2 separate regions of the Homo sapiens genome follow, and region 2 is linked to region 1. Evidence: chromatin contacts called from ENCODE Hi-C or POLR2A ChIA-PET data. All regions are on one chromosome and are shown on one strand. Each heading gives the region's core, a stretch centred on a gene start or an enhancer-like site at or near the end of the contact. The rest is flanking DNA. Distances are from core to core; before and after follow the strand shown.

Evidence for each region. Hi-C counts contacts between places; a loop is a spot of excess contacts on that map. ChIA-PET counts read pairs that join two places held with the same protein, here RNA polymerase II (POLR2A). Pooled maps may share reads with other maps.
Region 2: a pooled map shows a loop between it and region 1 (4-fold over the local background). The contact joins the enhancer-like site here to the promoter of CKS1B in region 1. A Hi-C loop is called at or near these places in 1 of 50 pooled maps. POLR2A ChIA-PET finds 5 or more read pairs at or near these places in 3 of 52 experiments (H1, K562 and activated CD4-positive, alpha-beta T cell).

Annotation. Positions count from the first base shown.
Region 1 is chr1:154,972,847-154,975,990 of GRCh38, reverse strand. It overlaps CKS1B (CDC28 protein kinase regulatory subunit 1B), which reads right to left and starts at 1,310. Exons shown (of 3, transcript NM_001826.3): 1 at 1,187-1,310. The coding sequence starts at 1,245. MIR4258 (microRNA 4258) reads right to left here and starts at 298; the gene lies at 208-298. It also overlaps a transcript of SHC1 not described here. RefSeq lists enhancers at 905-964, 1,065-1,214, 1,665-1,814 and a silencer at 1,485-1,574.
Region 2 is chr1:154,713,096-154,716,505 of GRCh38, reverse strand. It overlaps KCNN3 (potassium calcium-activated channel subfamily N member 3), which reads left to right. Exons shown (of 8, transcript NM_002249.6): 6 at 1,503-1,630; 7 at 2,973-3,042. Among named protein-coding and RNA genes, the nearest start is that of ADAR, 110 kb to the right of the region's middle. Within about 2 kb of position 1,670, at least 3 of the 41 ENCODE cell types and tissues checked have a DNase peak (open chromatin) inside an H3K27ac peak, as active enhancers do.

The sequences.
Region 1 (3,144 bases), core at 61-2,560:
ACTAAGCATAGTACCCGACAGTTTTTTTTTTTCCTGAACCTCTACCTCCTCCCACCCTCCTCCCTCAAGCAGGCCCCAATGTCTGTTGTTCCCCTCTTTCTGTCCCTGTGTTTTTATCTCCGACATATAAATGAAAACACGCGTAGTTTACTACTGGTTTCGTTTTCAATGGTGGTGAAAGAGACATCACGCTGAATTGGCCCTTAGGACACTCCCCCGCCCCCAAACCAAGCCCAGGGAAGAAGACCGACCGAAAGTAAGAGGTCAGCCTCCAAGGCGGTGGCGGGGCGGGGGGCGTTCTCGAAGCGTGGGATGGGGGAGCGTCCTGGAGTTAGCAAAAGTAGGGGACTGACTTTCTAGCCCCACCTCAACCCCCGCTCACAGCTAGGAAGCCGCAGCCTTCGGGTCGCCAGTTCCCTCTCCTTAGCAAGTCTTGTGTGCTCCCATCACACCCTGTAATGGCTCCTTGCATAGCGTGTGTCACCTTTCTGGTGTCTGTCGGTACCACCCACAGATTTTTAAATTTGTGAACAGCAGAGACCATGTGTTATCCTTGCACTTTAGCAGAACACCTGAAACCTGTTAAGTATTCCGTAACTGTTCCCTTTGATATTTAAAGGGCATCTATTAGACCCATATTAAGTATTTTCTCAATGCTCCTAGCCAGTTTTATTCCATTGCAGTCCCAAGCGATCCCCTTCCTTACACAAGCCAGACAACCACGCCCCTTGTCTTTTTCACGAGTTAATAAGCAATATTCAACTCTCTCAGCGCTACTCTCCTGTTAGGGACGCCAGGAAACTTCCAGCTCCGCTTTTGCTACGTTCTCCCACTGGATTCGACAAGATTACTGTGAAACAGTCTCTACAAGGCAAGTTAAGTTTGCCCGATAAAGTTCAGAGAATGATCCAGAAAGCCTCATGGGTGAGGGTGGTCAGTACCCTAACCACGCCCACCCCTCTCTCCTCTCTACTGAGAGGCGACTCCAAATTCGCAACCACTTTGTTTTACGAGCGCCTCCCACCTCCGCGCATGCGCCTTACGCCTTCCACAATATCACACCATTGCCCGTTCGCACCTCGTACGCATGCGCCAATTCTATCGCCTCAGTTCCTGTTACTAATTCCTTGTGCCCTCAGCGGCCAAAGCTCACGACCCTCGCTATTGCTCCCGCGCCAGCACTAACCGATACTCAAACTCCTCGTCGTCGTATTTGTCCGAATAGTAAATTTGTTTGTGCGACATGATCGCTCGGTTTGCTAGCCTTCAGCCCCGCGCCGCCAACCTCCAAGCAACTCCCAACAGCACGCGCTCCCACCCACTTTGGCCTCGCTTTCAAACACGCCGCCCGCACTTCCTATTGGTCCGTTTGGCTCGAGGCGGGACACCTCTACTTTCAAGCCTCCGATTGGCTTAGATTTACTTCTCTTCGGATCCTTATTGGAGGGCAGTTCTCACGCTTCTCAAGAACGAGCGTGGGTCAAAAGTAGGCGTCTTATTGGCCACCACTGCCTTTGTGCGCGATCTCGCGCTGCCATTGGCTAACTCGGGAAAGTGGGAAGCGTGAAGGAGGGACCCTGAGGTAGAGGGTCAGGGGTTAGTGAGGCCGGAAGTGAGTGTAATAAAGTTTCTCCAGGGAGGCAGGGCCCGGGGAGAAAGTTGGAGCGGTAACCTAAGCTGGCAGTGGCGTGATCCGGCACCAAATCGGCCCGCGGTGCGGTGCGGAGACTCCATGAGGCCCTGGTGAGTCTTGACTTTTTTCTCCTTAGGTGACTCACTCTTTCACCCCGGAACCCCTCTCCCGGGACCCCACTTCCGGTCTTCATTTATAAGTCCCGCCCCTGAGACCCCTCTCCCCGGAAGTCCCACCTCCCAACTTCAGGGGGCTCCCCCGAACCCCGACTTGATTTTTATTTTTTGTCTCCGACCCCACCCTGTCGCCCAGTTTTTCTGGAAGTCCCCACCCCCCGACACGTTCCAAGCCCTACTACGAGAAACCCTTCGTTACTCCTTCCATTCTCCGAAACTCCGCCTCCTAGCAACGATCCTCGGCTAACTCCTGTCAAAAGGCCTATCTCCCAAAAGGGCAAAACCCTGCTCTTCAAAGAACGATTCGAATTTGTTGAAGCTCCGCCCCTCCGAAGCCACGCCCCCTCCGTAATCCACGTCTGACTGTCCAGAAAGCCTCCCCGCCCAGAAGTCTGAAGTTCGCGTCCTTAGGGGACCACGCCCCCTTAGGAGCTTTATCTTTGTGGGACCTGGGTCATCAGCTGAAAAGCCTTGTCGTCAATCCCTGAAACTCCACCTGCTTATATTTTCCTGTCCTTTCTCTTTTTGGGCCTTGGGATCAGTTTTCCGAGCACTCTCGTGCTCCCCCAGGTGGGAAGTCAAAGTTCCCATCTCTGGCTGTAAGGAGTGAGATTAAAGGCAGCCGTTTTCCGTTTTCCTTTCTATCTTTTTTTTTTTTTTTTTTTTTTTTAAGACGGAGTTTCGCTCTTATCGTCCAGGCTGGAGTGCAATGGTGCGATCTCGGCTCACTGCAACCTCCGCCTCCTGAGTTCAAGTGATTCTCCTGCCTCAGCCTCCTGAGTAGCTGGGATTACAGGCGCCCACCACCACGCCCGGCTAATTTTTGTATTTTTAGTAGAGACGGGGTTTCCCCATGTTGGCTAGGCTAGCCTCGAACTCCTGACCTCAGGTGCTCCACCCTTATCAGCCTCCTTAAGTGTTAGGATTACAGGCGTTAGCCACTGCGCCCGTCCCCGTTTTCCTCTTTCTTAACCTCCTCCAAGGGTAGAACTATTTGAAAGGGCTGAACGTGGGGTTTGGCACGAGAGGGAGAGAGAGACTTGCCCTCAGACTCCCAGCCTCACTTCCTGGCTTTCCCTTCCCAGGACCAACCTCATCCCAGAAGTAGCTCTAGGCCTTCCTAGACATAAGTGGATAAGACCATGGATTTGTTGGTGTGTGGCATGTGGGTGTGACATGAGCAAAAGTTTTCTACTACCAGAAGAACGGTAGTTTGGAGTGGGGGTAGATAATAGTGCTCTTTTTGTTGTTTGATTTTTTTTTTTTTAAGGGACAGTTCAGTCGCTACTTCTCTGTCTCTTCCCCTCCCCCTAACCAGAGTTCTTGTCTGGGCAT
Region 2 (3,410 bases), core at 421-2,920, 260 kb after region 1:
TGTTTCCTAGGCTTCCCACACATCTCAGTATTTTAACAACATCCCATCTGTTGATGTCAGTCTGAAGAAGCAGGTCTATATTCTCTAATTTTATTAAAATCCTTTCTGGCTAGTAACCTGATTTCTATTAGGCTGGCCTACTTATTTCCAGGCCCCAGGCCTGTGGACACATGCCAGTCTGCATGGCTGACAGAAATGGGGATGGTTAATCAAAAATCTGCTTAGCATGTGCTTAATAAGGAATGTTTTCTGTTGCTCTTGTTACTAATTGCTGAAGATGTCTGTGTTTGGATTAAAACTTTGTCCCCTGCCATCTGGATGCCATTGATATGTCTCAGCTCAGTCATGAGCCTGGTGATATCAGTGGTTTCCATGTCAATGGATGACAGCGTCATATGTTGAAACGTGTGATTGCAGTGCACAGTGAAGGAGCCAGCCCTGGGGAAGAGGAAGCTCTGGTTTCACACCTAAATATCTTCACTGATTTTCAGACATTGCTCTGAAATTATTTCTTTTTTGTGCCAATTACATTTACATGTACAATTGCAGTGCAAATGTTTTTGGCCATTTGGGAAAGGAGACAATGGGCTCGTTGGTACCTATAGTTCCAATCAGTGGGAAAGACATTTTCTCAAAGAAGTCTTTTAAAATCTCCAGCTGATAGGAAATCTGTTTACTCTCTGAACCCAAGCAATGTACCGTATACACGAAGTGGCAATCTCAGGCAAAGCTCGGAAGTCTGCATGTAAGGGCAGCAATGGTATATCGCTAGCTATTTTCCAAGGGGACCCCGGGACTCAAGGTCTCGCTCATGCAGCCTGTCTAAATATAGCATCAGCAACAGCAGTCAAGAGATAGTATTGAAATAATCAAGAAGGAAGAAAGAAAGAAGGAAGGAAGGAAGGAGAAAGAAAGAGAGAAAGAAAGAAAAAGAAAGAAAGAAAGGAAGAAAGAAAGAGAAAGAAAGAAAGAAAGACCCTCCAACTTCAAGCTCTGGTCTGCAGTGTCCAACACAAGATTAAGAACAGATGAATTTTAATCACCTTTTTTTTTCCTTTTTTTTTTTTTTTTTGAGATGGAGTTTCACTCTTGTTGCCAAGGCTGGAGTATGGCGTGATCTCAGCTCACAGCAACCTCTGCCTCCCAGGTTCAAGCGATTCTCTTGCCTCAGTCTCCAAAGTAGCTGGTACTACAGGCATGTGCCACCATACCTGGCTAAGTTTGTATTTTTTGTAGAGACGGGTTTCACCATGTTGTCCAGGCTGGTCTCGAACTCCTGACCTCAGGTGATCCACCCGCCTCGGCCTCCCAAAGTTCTGAGATTACAGGCGGGAGCCACCGTGCCCGGCCTTAATCATCTTTTCTAGGAGTTCCGTGATTTTGGTTAAGAAAATAGATCATTGCAAAATCGTTTCCTTATGAGGTAGACTACAGTAGCAACCACAAAAATGAACCTAAGAAAATGAACCTGATAGCAGCCTACTTTATTTATTCTTCCTTAGATCAAGAATGCTGCAGCCAATGTCCTTCGGGAAACATGGTTAATCTATAAACACACAAAGCTGCTAAAGAAGATTGACCATGCCAAAGTGAGGAAACACCAGAGGAAGTTCCTCCAAGCTATCCACCAGTGAGTATGCCAGAGCGGTTCAGCCATCAGATGACCAGACTGGGAGTGGCGGGACTCCTACAACTCTGTCAGTAGCACAGAAGAAATCCATTCTGTTCCACTCAACAAGTGGAGTGGTGAACTGGGTCTGATCACTCACTGACTGCACCAGCCACATGCCAGGAATTGGGCAGGCTGCTATGGAAGGTAAAAACTAGAGTAAGAACCTCTAAGAGCTTTCACATTCTACACACACACACACACACACACACACACACACACACCACACACCACACATCACACACACCATACACACCACACACACACACCACACACACACCACACACACACACCCCACACACACCACACACAAACACCACACACACACACCCCACACACACCTCACACAAACCACACACACACCATACACACCACACACAAACACCACACACACACCCCCCACACACCACACATCCCACACACCACACACAAACACCACACACACACACCCCACACACACCTCACACAAACCATACACACACCATACACACCACACACAAACACCACACACACACACCTCACACAAACCACACACACACCATACACACCACACACCACACACACCACATACCACACATCACACACACCATACACACCGCACACACCCCACACACACCATGCACACCACATACGACACACACACCACACACACACCACACACCACACATCACACACACCATACATACCACACACAAACACCACACACACAACCCACACACACCACATCACACACACCATACACACCACACACAAACACCACACACAAACACCACACACACACACACCCCGCACACACCACACATCACACACACCATACACACCACACACAAACACCACACACACACACACCCCGCACACACCACACATCACACACACCATGCATTGCAACTCAAATCAAAACAAACCGTGGCTGATGCTTTCTGTGATGGAGGAGTTTTTAAAAGTATAGTGGAAAAGCAAAGGATGAAAACATTCATTCTGATGGAGAGGTTTGGGGAATCCCTGAAAAGTTGAGAATAAGGCACTCAACATGGAAGGTGCAGCCCAGGCATAGAGGCAGGGAAATGATCTGGGAATAGCAAGAAACCAGTGACTGAAGGTGAGCATGCGTGGAGACAAGAGTTTGCTTTCTGGGGGGATGTGACAAGCCCCTGGAAAGTAAAAGCCTCAGTTGTTCCCCAGGTTCACGGTCCCCATGCTGGGTTCCAAAATCAGAGGCAGTGGTAGGGCTGGAGGATCTGCTGGTGGGGCTAAACCTTTGCATGGACTTGAAGGGCTTGCCTGTTACCATTCTTCCCCACAGGTTGAGGAGCGTCAAGATGGAACAGAGGAAGCTGAGTGACCAAGCCAACACTCTGGTGGACCTTTCCAAGGTGAGTGGCAGTGTCTGGAGACATCCCCTAGAACACGCAGACACTGAGTCTTCTCAGGCTCACCTGTGAGTCCTGGCTGGGTTCGCACTGGACAGCGCGGGACCAGGCAAGCAAAGAAAAATTTCTGCTTGGTTCAAAAATACCTAGGCTCAAGTTTGTTTCATTTGCAATCTACCGGTATGTCTTGTGGGCTTTTGAAACTTGGTGTTTGTTTCTTAAGTGAAATCGCTCAGGTGTGTCTCTGCGTGAAATTAATGAGCTGACTAAACCTTTTCCGTGTCATTTTATGAGCTGCACATTGAGGGACTCCTGAGGTTGGGCTTGAGTTTGCACGGCTGTGAAGCATGCTAGCAAGGACCAGACGGTAA